Linked DNA regions of Homo sapiens: region 1 is linked to region 2. A link is a loop called in an ENCODE intact Hi-C map of the cell type or tissue named here. Cell type or tissue: HCT116. All regions are shown on one strand. Each heading gives the region's core, and the rest is flanking DNA. Links, peaks and the distances in the headings are about the cores only. Region 1 overlaps DTNB (dystrobrevin beta). Region 2 overlaps DNMT3A (DNA methyltransferase 3 alpha).

The links. Hi-C counts contacts between places; a loop is a spot of excess contacts. Peaks named below come from ENCODE experiments on the same cell type or tissue, not always from the same donor. Only the 100,000 strongest peaks of a DNase experiment are listed, where the experiment ranks them.
Region 1: a loop joins it to region 2, with 3 times the contacts of the local background. A loop is called at or near these places in 6 of 110 quality-filtered maps.

What each region holds. Positions count from the first base shown.
Region 1 is chr2:25,659,986-25,668,744 of GRCh38, reverse strand. The region is part of intron 1 of DTNB (dystrobrevin beta); the gene reads left to right. Among named protein-coding and RNA genes, the nearest start is that of DTNB, 9.2 kb to the left of the region's middle. In HCT116, for the core only: a CTCF peak has its summit at 3,861 (motif pointing right); a DNase peak (open chromatin) is centred at 3,864; H3K4me3 peaks cover 661 bases; H3K27ac peaks cover 670 bases.
Region 2 is chr2:25,304,877-25,312,876 of GRCh38, reverse strand. The region is part of intron 2 of DNMT3A (DNA methyltransferase 3 alpha); the gene reads left to right. Among named protein-coding and RNA genes, the nearest start is that of MIR1301, 20 kb to the left of the region's middle. RefSeq lists enhancers at 3,428-3,927, 3,928-4,429, 6,279-6,779, 6,780-7,280 and a silencer at 4,076-4,237. In HCT116, for the core only: a CTCF peak has its summit at 3,307 (motif pointing left); DNase peaks (open chromatin) are centred at 1,426 and 3,286; H3K27ac peaks cover 1,470 bases.

The sequences.
Region 1 (8,759 bases), core at 298-8,297, 360 kb before region 2:
AACAATATACATAATGGAATAAAAATAGATTAACACAATTTTGACCAATGTGGCTGAATAGTATGGAGTTTCCATATACCCACTCTTTCCCATATGGTTTCTCCTATTATTAACATCTTGCATTAGTATGCTACATTTATTATAATTGATAAACTAATATTGATACATTGTTGTTAAAGTTCATGATTTAGAGTTCACTCTTTGTATTGTATAGTTCTATGGGTTTTGACAAGTGCGTAATGTCATGTATCATTTACATGGCATGACTGCATGCTACAACCCTGCAAGGGGCTCACTTGTAAAATACTCAACAGTACAGACAGAATAAATGTCATTACATGGCTATAGTTTTACCTTTTCCAGAGTTGGAAATGTCATAGATTTGGAATCATGTAGTATGGAGCCTACTCAGATTGGCTTCTTTTGCTTAGCAGTATGCATTTAAGTTTCCTCTAAGTCTTTTTTGCGACTTGATAGCTCATTTCTTTTTTTTATTTTTATTTTTTGAGACTGAGTCTCACTCTGTGGCCCAGGCTGGAGTGCAGTGGCGCGATCTCGGCTCACTGCGAGCTCTGCCTCCCGGATTCACACCATTCTCCTGCCTCAGCCTCCCGAGTAGCTGGGACTACAGGCGTCCGCCACCATGCCTGGCTAATTTTTTGTATTTTTAGTAGAGACGGGGTTTCACCATGTTAACCAGGATGGTCTCGATCTCCTGACCTCATGATCCGCCTGCCTTGGCCTCCCAAAGTGCTGGGATTACATGCGTGAGCCACCGCGTCCGGCCAGCTCATTTCTTTTTAGCGCCGAATGATAATATTCCTTTTTATGGAAGCACCACAGTTTGTTTATTCGTTCACCTACTGAAGGACATCTTGGTTGCTTCTAGTTTTTGGCAATTTTTGAATAAAACTGCTATAAACATCCGTGTGCAGGTTTTTGTGTAGACATTAAATTTGTAACTCACTTGGGAAAATACCTAGGAGAGTGATTGCTGGGTCGAATGGTAAGAATATATCAAGCTTTGTAGGAAACTATTAAACTATCTTTCAAAGTGACTGTATCATTTGCATTCCCAATAATTTTTAAAATTTATGTCCAAGTACCCTAAATGTACTTATATAATAAGTATGTCAGACTGTTCTGTAAAGTTAAACTTCACCTGGAATAATATTTAGTCATTGGTTTTGTTGGCTGTCTTTCTTGCAGTGTATCTCTTCATGTGTTTTGAAGTACAGACTTTTTTTTTTGAGATGGAGTCTGGCTCTGTCGCCTAGGGTGGAATACAGTGGCATGATCTCAGCTCACTGCAGCCTCTGCCTCTACCTCCCAGGTTCAAGCGATTCTCCTGCCTCAGCCTCCCGAGTAGCTGGGATTATAGGCACCCGCCACCACGCCTGGCTAATTTTTGTATTTTTAGTAGAGACAGGGTTTCACCATGTTGGCCAGGCTGGTCTCAAACTCCTGACCTCAAGTGATTCGCCTGCCACAGCCTCCCAAAGTGTTGGGATTAAAGACGTGAGCCACCACACCCAGCCAAATTACAGACCCATTTTCAGAGTGAGTGCTTTTGATTTTGTTTTCTTTTCTTTTTTTTTTTTTTAATTTTGTTTTCTTCTGTGCCCACTGTCCTCTGTGTGGTGATATTTCAGGTGCTTCAGCTGACCTACTGGGCCTCAGTCTAGAATCAGATATGATAATTGTGGGTCAAGGGTCCTGCCCTTTGAGTTAATTGGGCTATTTTCGATCCTCTCATAGAGTATGGTCCTGAGGCTGTTTATATCTTCCCACTTATCTAAGCCTAGAGTATTAGATAAACTGTAGTTCTAGGCAGAGATTGGCAGCAGTATTTTTTAGCTTCCTTTCAGCTCCAGCATCATTGCTGGCCTTGAGCAGTGGGTCTGGCCCAGATATCTCCGTTTCTTCATCCTCCTTTGCTTTCTGTCATTACTACCTGCAGGAAGTGCACACCTGGTCTAGACTCCGGATCCAGCAAGCCTAGAGCTTCAGTCCTGCTTGCAACTTTGTGTATCTATTCTGTTTCTCCAAATAGAGGTTTATCTTGTTTTTGAGCCTAATTAAAAAAAATTGTTAAAAAATATTTTATCCATTATTGTGTATTTAGAGCAGAGAGGATGCATCAAAGAATGTACTTACTGGCCACTTTCTAGAAGATTTAATTAGCCAAGCTCCTTTCTCAACTTTATACAAAGACTTTTTTCTTTGTTATGGCATTGCCTAGGCCTTCCAGTACAAGAATAAGTATAATAATGGGCATTTTAATCTTTTTCCTGAGTGGTAATGTTTCCAGTGTTTCACTGTTAGATATGATGTTTACTGTTGGTTTTTGGAAGATGTCTTTTGTCAATTTAAGGAAGTTTTCTTCTGTTCTTGGTAAATATTTTTAATTGGGTGTTGAATTTTATGGAGGCCTTTTTTTGGGGCATTTCTTGAAATTATTTTTTCCCTTCTTTAACATGTCAAGAATAGGACAGATCTCTCTGAGTTGTAGGTAACTGAGAGAAACAGATGTATATGATTTACTTGTTAATTCACTTTTAACAAAAAACCTCACAACCTTTAAAGAAAACACATTTTAAACTTGAATTTTTGTATACTAACATTATATATAAGTTAAAATAGGGCTGAAATGCTGTAGTAATCAGGTTTGGACTAAATATCATCGTAACTTCACTATATTTGAATAGTACCTAATAATATCAATAATAGTAGCTAACATTTATTGGGCTCTTACTGGATGCCATTGTGCTAAATGCTTTACATGATATTGATTTAAGAGTTACCACAGCCCCGTGAGGTTATTTAGCTACTCAGAACTCTTTGTTGTAGTGGAGTGCAGTTACTGAATTTTTTTATTGGAACCTAGAGAACTCTCTCAGATTTGTAAAAAGCAAATCTTTAAGGTTTTATGAACATTTATTTTCCCTGGCCTTTTTTTTTTTTTTTTAAATCTGAAAGAGAAGAGAAAAGAAGTATTAAAGGAAGAATATTTGAGAATTTTTCTGAAATAAGCAAGGAAGTTCTCTTTCAATAAAGTTTGGCTTGTTGTAACTAAGTGTTAATGAGAGTCTTAGTCATCACTAACTTTTTTTTTTTTTGAGACGGAGTCTTGCTCTGTCATCCAGGCTGGAGTGCAGTGGCACGATCTCAGCTCATTGTAACCTCTACCTCCTGGGTTCAAGGGATTCTCTTGCCTCAGCCTCCCAAGTAGCTGGGACTATAGGCGCATGTCACCATATCTGGCTATTTTTTTCTATTTTTATTAGAGACTGGGTTTCATTGTGTTAGCCAGGATGGTCTCCATCTCCTGACCTCGTGATCCACCCGCCTCAGCCTCCCAAGGTGCTGGGATTACAGGCATGAGCCACCGCGCCTGGCCCCTCACTGACTTCTTAATTAAATGGACATCCAAAGAAAAACTGACAGGGAGATGGTGGGAGGTGGTGAACTTACATAAGAAATTTCAATACTTGGATGCTTTGACGTAGCTGAGAGCTGGCAGGGTTAAGAAATTAACAAAAAGATGGAAAGGAAATAAAGGCTATTTAACACAAAGGCATGTACAGAGACATCCTGGAGACACTTCCAAAGCCTTCTCTCCTTTTCCTTTAGTCTTTACTGTGGGAGTTACGTAACTTCTGCGTGTAGACGTAGTCCAGGTGTGAAACACTCTATTTTCTATGAATAGAACAGAGTGTAAGAACTAACAAGGATCCAAACTTTTTGCTGCACTCTCTTCAGATCCTACTTAGCTCCATGATTTAAGGTCTGATCCAGCACCACAGTTTTGGGACCTGTGTTCTTTCCTTATTCCTTGAGGCCTCATGTTGCCCTGGAGGGGGCGATGTGACACAATAGAAAGAAAATGGGCTCTAGCGCTTTAGCATCGTCATGGTCAACTCCGCAGATTCCTAGCTTTGCAACTTCAGGCCAAGTTACCTGACCACTTAGACTTTAGTTTCCTCTCTACTTCTAACACCCCTAATCCTGAAAATCTCCTCAAGCTCAGCACGGTCTTGTCTTCTCACCTACTTTTAAAAAGAGCAATAGTCTCCAAAGTGGGAGGTATGTAAAATGATCCTCTAGGCAGGGTGTTACAAGAAAATATGAGCAATCAAGTTTTACCAGTATTTGACCCATAGGTTGACACTTTACTTCATCTGTGTGTCTGATGATGTCTGTCACGTACGGTAAGCTAGGGAACCCCACCGCCTGGAGGGGCTGATACTGTGATCCTCCTTATTTACCTGCTTATATTGTTTTAGCACATGTTTTAGTTCACCTCTGCTGGGTTTAGTGGTCTTTCAGATCATATTACCTGATTTGAATAAAATGAACTTTGCTAAATAGACAGATGGCTCACAAAGATTCCTGCAAAGAAAATGCAGATTGAAGTTTCAGAGTCAGCAGAAGATTGAAGTAATAATACAAATACACGTGAACAGCCAGAAAGAAACAGAGTGGATACTTCTATTTATATTATGAACTTGTCAGTCAAATGCATAATATAAAAACAATGGTGATCTCATCAGATTGATGAAAAAGCAGTAATAAAAAATAGCTTAGAATTACTAAAAATACTATTTAAAATATGGACTTATATACACTGTTGAGTACATTGTACCTGAAGGTATTTACTAATGATATTATGGGCTAATCTTATAAATTGAGATATTTAAAAACTAAATATTCAGAATATAAAGACAGACTTATTGATGTTTTTCAGTGATTGTCAGTCATAATCCAGTACCTTAAAATTTTATTAAGGTTAATAATACATTTTTAGAAGTTCCTTTTGAGGTTTAGGAATAAAAGACAAAAAGTCATAAACTCTTGTTCTTCTTGTTTGGTAACAGTGGCTGAAATGATATATAGATAAATAATTTGAGTTTGGTGTAAAACTGAAAAGTATCCTGTATTAGCAACTGTTGTTGAGATACTGGTAGAACACGTTGCTGAAGATTTTGAAATGATGGCTATTGTACCAAATTTTAGAGTTCATGGGAGTTCATGTATATTTGGATAAAAGTACAGAGCTTATGGTATTTGGTATACTCTGTTTCAATAATAAAATATATGGAAATATATGGAGAACTGTGCTCCCCACCCCCGCTAAAACACTCAGGATAAGACTTACCAGAGAATTTACTAAAAGTAGATGATCTAAAATGTTATAAAGAAATAGTACATATAAAGCATAAAGAATAATATATTGTTCAACCATTGTGGAAGATGGTGTGGGGATTCCTCGAGGATCTAGAACCAGAAATAACGTTTGACCCAGCAATCCCATTACTGGGTATATACCCAAAGGGTTATAAATCATTCTCCTATAAAGACACATGCACATTGTGTTTATTGCAGCACTATTTACAATAGCGAAGACTTGGAACCAACCCAAATGCCCATTAATAATAGAACGGATAAAGAAAATATGGCACATACACACCATCGAATGCTGTGCAGCCATAAAAAAAGAATGAGTTCATGTCCTTGCAGGGACATGGATGAAGCTGGAAGCCATCATTCTCAGCAGACCAACACAGGAACAGAAAACAGAATACCGCATGTTCTCACTCATAAGTGGGAGTTGAACAGTGAGAACACATGGATACAGGGAAGGGAACAACACACACAGGGGCCTGTTGGGGGGTGGGGGCCAAGGGGAGGGAGAGCATTAGGACAAATACCTAATGCATGCAGGGCTTAAAACTTAGATGGCGGGTCAATAGGTGCAGCAGACCACCATGGCACATGTATACCCATGTAACAAGCCTGCACGTTCTGCACATGTATCGCAGAACTTAAAGTAAAATTAAAAAAATATGTTTCCACTTAAGTAAATGGAGCACAAAAAAAGAAGACTATATTGTACCTAGAACCCAGCCTAAGAAAGAAAATATAGCCAGTGGAGTTGGTATACCTCTGCGGTCATAATTCTGTTTCCATCCCCAGAGATACTCTCTTTTCTGAATTTGATGATTACCATTTCCATATACTTCTTTATACTTTTGCTGTGTGTGTGTGTGTGTGTGTGTGTGTTTGTGTGTGTGTGTGTGTGTGTGTGTGTGTATTTGTATATTTGTATGTTATATTCAGGGCCAGGGCCAGGGTGAGATGAGGAGGCACCTAGGTCCCCAATGTAAGGAGCCCCTCAGCCATGGGCTTGCATGACCCCCAGGGTGATGCTTCCTTAAATTTTGTGCCCCAGGTACCTCGTTCACATCACCATAGTCCCAGTCCTGCTTCTGTTAATATGCATGTTTTTAAGCTTTATGGAAATAATATTATTTTTTATGTATTCTCTTGTAACTTTTTTCACTTAATATTGTGAAATTGATCCATCTCGATAAATGTAGCCCTGCTTTATTCTGTTGTGCGATTGACTATACTATAATTTTATTTTCCCATGCTTCTGTTGATGGACATTTAGGTTGTTTCTGATTTTGTGTTTAGAAACAATATCATCATAAGCATTCTTGTATGTGTCTCCTCAGGACATAGTTGTAAAAAGGGAATTTCTGGGTAATTAGATACATCCATTTGTTTTTTTTGTTTTTTTTTTTTTGAGACGGAGTCTCGCTCTGTCACCCAGGCTGGCGTGCAGTGACACAATCTCAGCTCCTTGCAGCCTCCACCTCCTGGGTTCAAGCAGTTCTCCTGCCTCAGCCTCCCGAGTAGCTGGGACTACAGGCGCCCACGACCATGCCCAGCTAATTTTTTGTATTTTTAGTAGAGACGGGGTTTCACCATGTAGGGCAGGCTGGTCTCCAACTCCTGACCTTAGGTAATCCACCTGCCTCAGCCTCCCAAAATACTGGGATTACAGGTGGGAGCCACTGCGCCTGGCCTATATCCATTTTTAATATTACTAGATACTGCTTTTGCTGTTATATTTATGCTTTCACCAGCAATATATGAGAATTCATGTCACCTCATATTTTTGCCAATATAAATGGTATTTTCAGACTCATTTTTTTCATTTGATGTGTGTGATGGGTAAATTATATTTTTGTAAATTTTGTGTTGCAGAATTAAACAGATACTAAAAAAATCATAGCTTAGTGAATTATTGTAGAGCAAACGCTTCTGTCATCTTCACCCAGGTGAAGAAATAGAATTCTGCCAGCCCTATTAGAAGCTCCTCCATGTACCTCATCCCAGTCATAGCCCCTTCCTTTCCCCCCAAAGCAATCGCTGTCCTGATTTGTATAGTAATCCCTTCCTTGGATTCCTTTATGGTTTTCTACCCCAACTGTGGATCCTTAGATATTATAGTTTAGTCTTGAGTTATTATGTGCAACTTTTTATGTATTTGTTTTCCATTTTTGTTGTCTCTTCTGTGAATCGCCTGCTTATATCTTAGGTCAGATTTTCTTACCGGTTTGTACAAATTCTGTGCATATCGTGGATACCAGTTGTTGGTTATAAGCATTGCCGATCTCTTTTCCCAGTTAGTGACTTGTCTTTTCATCTTTCTCATGAGTTTTGATACTTAGATTTAAGTGTAGTTTAACTTAGGCAAACTTTTGCTTAGAAAGTCCTTCCTTATGTTGAGATTAAAAGATATTTTGAGACTACTGTAACAAAAGCTTAATTGCAAAAGACATAAACAGGCACCTCACAGAAAAGGAAACACATATGACCAGTAAACATATTAGAGATGGGTACCTTCATTAGTGATCAAAGAAATACCAATCAAGACCACAATGAGATGATATCATATACCCATGCTGTTGGCAAAATTTGAAAAGCCTGGTGGATCTAGTGTTGGAGAGATTGTGAATTCACAGGATCTCTGATATATCACTGACAGGAATGTACTTTGTTGCACTTTAAAAAACATTTTGGCAATTCCTTTTTTAGATACACACCCAAGATAAACTCTTGACCTTGTGCAGCAAGAGACAGGTACAACGTTTTGTAGCAACACTGTCCACGATAGAAAAAAACAAAACTAGAAACAACTCAGATTTCCATCAGTAGGAGAGTAGATTAAAATGCAGTTTTGGAATTATACAGCGTTAAAAAAAATGAACAACAGGGTGAATCTTAGCAATATAATATTTAGTGAAAACGATTACCTTAGGGTTATGCATAGTAAGATATCTTTTTTCTGTTTAACTTATTTGAGATATAATCCACATACCATATAATTCAACCTACAGTTCAGTGGTTTTTAGTATATTTCTAGAGTTGTGCAACCATCACTATTAATTTCAGAACATTTGCATCATCCCTAAAAAGAACCCTGTACTCATTAGCAGTTACTCCCTATTCACCTTCCCCCGTCAACCCTCCACAAACCCCTGGAAACCAATGATTAATTTTCTGTTGCTATGGATTTACCTATTCTGGACATTTCATAGAACTGGAATCATATAATACATGGTCTTCTATGACTGGCTTCTTTCATTTAGCATAGTGTTTTCAAGGTTCATCCATGTTGTAGCATGCTTCAGTACTTCATTCCTTTTTATGGCTGAACAATATTCCATTGTATGTATATGCCACAATTAGTATGAATATACTGCAGTTTCATTCCAGCACCACTTGTTGAAAAGACTGTCCTTTCTCTCTTGAATTGTCTTGGTACCTGTGTTGAAAATCAGATGACCATAAGTGTAAGGATATATTTCTGGACTCCCAGTCTGTTCCATTGATTCCTATTGCTATCCTTGTGCCAGTACTACACTGTTTTTTTTATTACTGTGGTTTTGTAGTAAGTTTTCATACGT
Region 2 (8,000 bases), core at 1-8,000:
AAGGTGGACACCTGGCACCAGCTTTGGGGGCCCTGGGCACTCTGGGGCTAGAGGCAGCCAGCACCCTACCTGAAGGGTGTCAGCTCTGAGACCTCCCTCTTGCGTGCTCAGCTCCTTCCTGGGTTTACCATTCTTCAGAGTGTGTTTCTGTTTCCTAGTTTTCCATCAATGGTTCTATTTGGTCCTTGGGGACAACTCTTGAAACAAATGGGGCAGGGACAGATGGCCCCAGTTTACAGATGAGGAAGCTGAGCCCCGCTGGGCAGTGGCAGGTCCAGATGACAGCCTGTTCTCCTGTCTCCCAGGTCCGAGCCCTTCCCACAGCCCTACCTGCATAGGTCCTGCTAGGGACACATGTACACATCCCAGGAGTGCACATGACGCCCAGGGACCTGCCTTCCCAGCCCAGCACCCTGTAGAGCACCGTGGGGGTGTGTGCACCCAGTCAGCCAGAGCAGGTCAGAAAGCCAGCATGCGCTGCGGCCCACTGGGCAGGACGCCCGGGGCGACCGATCAGGCTCCTCCCTTCTGAATCCATGGGAAAAGAACTGATAGTCCTGGATACCTGCGGGCCCCTAGGCTGCCCCCGCTCAGGACTCAAGCAGCATGAAGACCCAAGCCCTTTGGCCGTAGAGTTGGGGACACCTGCCGCTGTCTGTGCTCTGGAGTGGCAACTGTGGCCATGGCTGACTCCCTCCCCTTCTTGGGCCTGGCTTGCTTTCTCTGTCGGATAAGGTGACCCCGAGTGTCGCCCCACTCTGGGTCCGATGTCCTGACAGTTGCTGACGCAGCTCCCCATCAATGCACTGGCAGTCACTGGTCAGCTGCTCCCCACAGGTGGGGAGGGTGGGGACAGCTGGGACAAACTCCTCCTGTTACTGGACTGTACTCCCACGCCGCTGCTGCTGCTCTGGGCTGCGGAGCCCCAGGCCACCACCAATGGACGGGAGCAGGTCAGGATCTGCATTATAATAGCTCAGGACTGAGAAGCAACGCTGGACCAGGAGTCAGAAATCCCAGGTCCTAGTCCTGAGTATGCCACTTACTGGAGATGTGACTTCAGGCCATCTGGGCTTGTGTTTGCTCAGCTGGAAAATGGGGATAGTGACTCCAGCCTTGCCTGTTTTAAAGGGTGGTTGTGGAAGTCAGATAAGGTCATGGGCATGGAAGTGACCTGCAGACAGCAAAGTCTGGTCCAATTATGAGGGATTACGATTGCTATTATTATCTACCCATAGTAACTGCTCTGGCTCAAGCGGCAACAAACACACACCCAGCCCTAGATCCCGGTGCTGATAGAGTGCACACTCACACCCCAGCAGGAGGGGTCATGCCAAAAGATGGCAGTGATCTGGATAGATAAGGGCTGGGCCATAGCCAGGCCTCCTCCCCAGCCGCCCACACCTACACCACGCATGCTGGCTCACCTGGCACACTTCCCCGGCACCTCTGGGCTGGCTCCAGCACCTCCAGGGAGCCGCCCAGGGAGGGTGGGGAGAGACACTGACAGCCACCACAGCAGCCCATGAAAGCCAGGCCTGCGGCAGGGGTGCTGGTAGCTGCAGAGGGGAAGACACAGGCTTGGTCTGCAGCCCAGGGAGCCTGGCACAGGTGCCAGGGGCACTGTGCACAAAGGAACTGTTTGGCAAGCCAGATGGAAGGGGTGTGGCCAACCAATGGCCCTTCCACTGCCTGGCCCCATGTGGCCCTCTAGCCTCTGCCCACCGCCGCCCCCCCTCCCCGCCCCCGCCCCCAGCCCCGCCTCCATGCACCTTTCACTCCAGCCCCACTCCCATACTTCCTGGAGTCTCCAGGTCTTTGTTTATGCTGCTCCCTCTGCCGCATGGGCCCTTTCCCTAATCTCTTCTCCTCCCTGGTCAAAGCCTCAAAGCCCAGGCTGTAGTTGGCCTTGTATTATAGTTTGCAGGGGACCAGTGGTTCTCAAAGTGGGATCCCCAAATGAGCAACTTCAGCATCACCTGGGAAGGCAAAGCTCAGGCCCCATTCCAGACCTGCTGAGCCAGAACTCGGGGGATGGGACCCAGCCGGGCACCTTTAACCATCCCTCCAGGGGATACTGTTGCGCACAGATGTTGAGAACTATTGGTGTAGATAACTTCTGCCCACTGCTAGCCTGGAGCGCAGGGTCACGGCCCTTTTCTTCCATGTGAATCCCCCGGACCTGGAATAGCACAGAGTGGGTGCTTGGGAAATATTTTACGGATAGAACGGAAAGAAAAATGAGAGTAGCCAAGACCCTCCCACAGGAGAATAATCCCGGAGCCCAGGATCAGGGAGGCGGAGTGCAGAGCTGTGGGTGCTGGGCTGAGGCAGCCATGCTGTGGCTGGGAGTGTACAGAGTGGCCTGTGTGTGTCCCCCTGGCACCTGCCGCCTGCCCTACCCGCCATCCATATGGTGGGCAGAGCAGGGCTGCTTGGGGAGATGGGGAGGAGGCAGGCCGAGCTCTGGGGCTGTGGTCAGGGCGAGTCAGCTGGTAAATGTTGCCGCAGCAGAGGGAGGGGGCTGGCCTCATGGAGGGTGGGTGGGGAGGCAAGCAGTGGGGAGGCTGAGAGCTTAGAGGGGAGTATGGAGCAGAGGGTGGGGGGCAGAGGGAGCAGGACAGGGGACCAAGAACAGTCCAAGGGCCACCTCAGATCCCCAAATATGAATCAGAGGGGAGTCCACAGCCCCAGGCCAGGCCCCTGTTCTCAGTTCTGTCCCCTTTCCTCTGGCCTCAGAAACACAATGGCTAAGATGCATTGAACGCCGACTGCCGGGTGCTATGTGCATGCATTATCTTATTCCATTCTTTTTTTGTTTGAGACGGAGTCTTGCTCTGTTGCCCAGGCTGGAGTGCAGTGGCGTGATCTTGTTTCACTGCAAGCTCTGCCTCCCGGGTTCACGCCATTCTCCTGCCTCAGCCTCCTGAGTAGCTGGGACTACAGGCGCCCGCCATGCCCAGCTAATTTTTTGTATTTTTTTTTTTAGTAGAGACGGGGTTTCACCATGTTAGCCAGCATGGTCTCGATCTCCTGACCTCATGATCCACCCGCCTCGGCCTCTCAAAGTGCTGGGATTACAGGCGTGAGCCACCACGCCGGGCCTATCTTATTTAATTCTTACAATTGCCGCATAAGGTAGACACTATTATTTTCATCATTCTATCTTATTAAGGGCTAAACTGAAGCTCAGAGAGGTTAAGTCACTTGCCTAGAGTCACACAGCTTGTTAAGTGCTAGTGCTGAGGCTGGAATGAGGCTGGCTTCTGCGCTCCTTAGGCTGTCTCCTGCGTGAAGGGGGATGGAGTGAACAGTGCCCCCCGGTGGTGATGTGATGAGAATTCGTAGTCCTCCCCTGGACTTTTGCTGCAGGAGAAAGCCTTTCACTGCATAATGGCGCTCTTGCCCTTGGGGAGAAGTTGGGGGCACTTCATCTCCAGCAAGAACTGCACACACCACCTGCGTGTACAGGCACACACACCAGATGGAGGCACTGCTGCAGACATGCAGCTTCTTACCATTTCTTCCTGCCTCCTGCCCTCCTTCCTTCCCTGCCTCTCCCTCCCTGGACATACAGCTCCTCTTTTCTTCTCTTCCTCCCTCCCTTTCTTCAGACATAGGTACCTTTCCAGGTAGTTAGCATGTAGCAGGGCTCCGCAAGGCTGTTGGATGAACTGAGTGACCGTGCTTGGAGGGCCTAGTAGAGGGGTAGGAAGACATCGAGGTGGGTAAGCCATGCCTGCCCCCCAGGGGTGGGTGAGGCCTGCTGGGCAGCTCCTCTGATCAAGCCTTCTCCTGCCTGTAGTAGAAGCTGCAGCTGGGGTGCATCTTTGTGCTGGGGAAACACAGCACTTATGTGTTTGCACATGTGCGTGCGTGTGTGTGTGTGTGTGTGTGTGTGTGTGTGTATGCATCTGTGGGCAGCATTGGGGCTGCGGTTCCTCCTTTCCCCTCCCCATCAAAGTCTGGCCCAGAGGCCTGGCAGCCACTGATTTCTCGTGGGCTCTCTCCACTCTGGTCTGCAAGTACAAGGGCCTCCATCCTTGGGTGGGGTCCCTGCCAGTTCCAGTGGCAGTCATTCTTGCTGCCCGCGGTCTGTCACCTGCTCCTGGGCATGTTCTGCCTTTCTTGCACTCAGATGCCCCCACATGGTCACTTAGGGCTGGCTCTTTGCTTGACAGTGGTTGCGGTAAGGTCATTTCAAAGAGCATCCTTCTTAGTATGTTTAAATAGCTATAGAAAAGCCGCTGCACCCTCACCTCTTCAGAGACCCAGCCAGCGATAATGGCGCGCTCACTCTGATCTCGGGGGAGTTAGGAGAGGGTTGGGCGTGCTTAGCAGGTTTGTGATGTAAACAGTGCCCATCCCTGAGCTGAGCAGGACCTACATTTTGGGCTTCGGTTTCTCTAAAATTCTCTTAAATTGGACATTATTACATGTCAAATGTAGTTAATCTTGGTCAGTACAGTCTTGGATGGGGGTTGTTTGGCCCCTGCAGAAGGGCCTGTGTTGAAGCTGGACTCTGTCACGTGACTTGGAAACATGGCTGTGAGCAGGAAAACAGCTCCTAGTTGGCTTGAGAGGTTCAGACGAGATGGTGTGTGCAAGTGGTTAACACCAGGACATAGCATATGTTAAGTTAGCTTTATAATTTATTTTGGATATCTACCTACCCATCCACCCACCCACCTACCTGCCTACCTACCTACCTACCTACACCTTTGTGGTTTACACCCACTGCCGCCCCATGAATTGCAGGGGCGTGGGAGAAGAGTAGGAAACCATGGGTGGGGACAGAGTGTGGGCTTAGAGTCCACTGAGAGCCTAGCACGTGAAGGGAATGTTGTCTCTCTTTGGGTCATCAGTCACTAAAGGCCTGAGTTCCCTTTATCCCTTGAACAAAAGTAAAACAAGGCAAGTGGTGATGAGACCTAACTCCTGATGGCAGGGGCTGTAGATCCCTTCAGGGGCCTAGGTGAGGGGCCACAGTCACTTGGGTCCCTCCTGCTCTTAATGGCCGGGTTAGGGATGGAGCCCAGCCCTGCTGATAAGGTGAGTCGCCCAGGGCCAGGGCAGGAAAGGCCAGGCTCAGCTGTGCAGAATAGAAGAATGGGCCAGGCGCAGTGGCTCACACCTGAATCCCAGCACTGTGGGAGGCCAAGGCAGATGGATCACTTGAGGTCAGGAGTTGGAGACCAGCCTGGCCAACATGGCAAAACCCCGTCTCTACTAAAAATACAAAAATTAGCCCAGCGTGGTGGTGCGTGCCTGTAATCACAGCTACTTGGGAAGCTGAGGTGGGAGAATTACTTGAACCTGGTAGGTGGAGGTTGCAGTGAGCCAAGATCTCGCCATTGCACTCCAGCCTGGGTGGCAAGAGCAAAACTCCATCTCAAAAAAAAAAAAAAAAAAAAAAAGCTGCGGTGTGTGGTGGCTCATGCCTGTAATCCTAGCCCTTCGGGAGGCTGAGGTGGGCAGGTCACCTGAGGTCAGGAGTTCAAGGCCAACATGGTGAAACCCTGGCTGGGAAAAAAAAAAGAAAAAGAATAGAGCTGAGTGGTGGAGCAGTGTCCCAGGATAATTGGGAAATGAGCCTTTCCTCTCTGGTACCTGGGCTTGGCACAGGAGTCCTGGTCATACCCTGCAGCTGCCTCTGCAGAGAGCCACAGGGCATTAGGGATATTCCTTGTAATCATCCCACGTAATGTTTGTGCTGCATGGAAGGGCATGTAAAGGAGTGTTCTCTGCACGGTAATTGACTCATTCTGTCATCATGATTAGTTAGGGGGCGCCCAGAGCAGGATGATGGTCAGAGGTTCCTCATCCCCATTTTACCGATGAGGAACTGGGGCTTAGAGAGGCCACACGGCTACAAAGTAGTTTTATCTGGATCTTCCCCTCTATTAAGCAAGGGCTGGCAGAGCTGGGTGTGCTACTGAAGGAGCAGACATGTGTGGGCTTGGTGCCATGGAAGTGGCCACAGGCAGAGCAGTAGCACACTCCAGTCTGGGCTCAGCATGGCATCAGGTACTTGTTTACATGTTGTTGTCTCCCTCTGAACCGAGTTTCCTATTTGTTTATCTTTGTATCCAGTACACAGTAGGTGCTCAATAGATTTTTTTAGTGCACCCCTGTGTCTGGCCTTGTGACATAGAGACCTCAGAGGTGGACAGGGCTGAGGTGTGCTGCTCGTGGGTGTGAGGTCTGGCCCACCCTGCACCTCCAGAAGACAATGAGGCCCCAGCCAGGTGGACAGGCTGTGGACAAGGGGCTGCAGCCCTGGCACGAGGGCCTGGGAACCAGATGGGCACCACCGTTGTCAGCTATTTAGCATTTCTGGAACACCTCTGTGTGCAAGTACCCAGGAGCTGTGGGGGACTCAGAGGCGCCAATGAGACACGGCCCCTCCCCTCCAGGAGAGTGGCCTTTCAGGAGGATGGAAGGCTTTCCTCGGTAATTATGACACGACCTAAGCAGTCAATGGTTACTTGTCGGATATTGTTGAATAATTGAAATAAAGGGCTGATGAGCCTTGGGAGGTGACTGAGATCAGAAAAAGTAGGGGGCTTTGGAGGGCTCTGGGCCCATGCGCATCTACAGTGATTCCCAGCCCACTGCCTGACCCCTCACGCTGGGATCAGCCTCTGCAGGTTGGCCTGGGCACGGGTGTGTGTGCAAGCATATGTGAGTGTCTGTGTGGCATTGGGGTACGCAAGCGTGTGGCTGTAGCTCTGCAGAGCCTGGTGCTCAGGCAACCCAGGACAGGGCTCTGCCTCTTGCAGAAGCCAATTCGTTTCACTGAATTCCATGACCACAGACAGTCCCTGGGAGGCCAGCCAGCCAGCTGGCAAAGGCTGGGCATGCTTCTTGTCCCAGGGGGCCCGGGCAAGTAGCTGGCTAGATCCGGCAAGTTCATCCCCTCGACTCAAGCACCAACTCGAGACATCTGCTCAACCGATGCTGGGTCAGTAGCATCCGGTTTAAGTACTGAAGGGAATACACGTATGTCAGGCTGGCTGTCTCTAGGTGAGGGCCTCAAGAGACATAAATCTCTTGTGGGGAGGGGTCCTGTGTCTGGGCACAGCCAGCCCAGAGTGTCTGTGCCTGTGAATGCCAGTGTGCCTTGACCTTGGATTGCCTGTATCTTTATGGTGTCACTGTGTGTGTGCCTGTTGACATGGTAGGGTATAGTGGCATGTTGCAGTAGAAAGACCGATGGACTGGTAAACAAAAGATGTAAATTTTGGTTCTAAAGGCCTCCTTTCCTGGCTCTCTGATCCCTGCAAGTCAGATAATCTCTCTGAGCTTCAGGTGTTTCATCTGTGTAACAGAAAAAAATAATACCAGCTCTGCTTTCTGTAAAGTGTAAGAATACAATGAAATAACATATGTGAAGATGCTTTGTTAATTACCACGTTCAGTGCAAATGTGAGAGATTATTATCGTCATAGCCCAGCGCATCAGAATGAGACGTTGTATATGGCTTAAAATAATCCATCCAGTGAGCAGTGTTGAAATGTAGGTCAGATCGTAGCCTCAGATGTTTAGAGAGAGGAACCACCTAATCTCACAGGCCACCAAATGTGAAGGTGCTTTGAAAGCTGCAAAGAATGACATAAATGCAAAGTGACAATTATGTTTAAGTCTAGAAGGGACGTTTTAGTCCTCTTGTTTCCTAATCTGGAATCGTAAAGATCCGAGAGGCACTGGAACCTCGTACACAGTTGTATTTGTACGGGTTTGTAGATTTGTACGTGTGTCTCTGTTTGCGTCTATGGACTCACGTCAGGCACCTACTCTGTGACAGTCATTCATCAAGTGCCTGCCTTGGACTAAATGCATCCGTCTAGGCATTCTGGATGCCAGCATGAATCAGACACCCACACTTCCCTCAAGGAGCTGACCGTTGCCTTGCTGGGTAGGGGAACTATAGGAGAGGAAGGGTCTTTCAGCTCAGTCTAGGCAGGGGATGGGAGGAGGGGGCCTAGGGGCAGGGAATC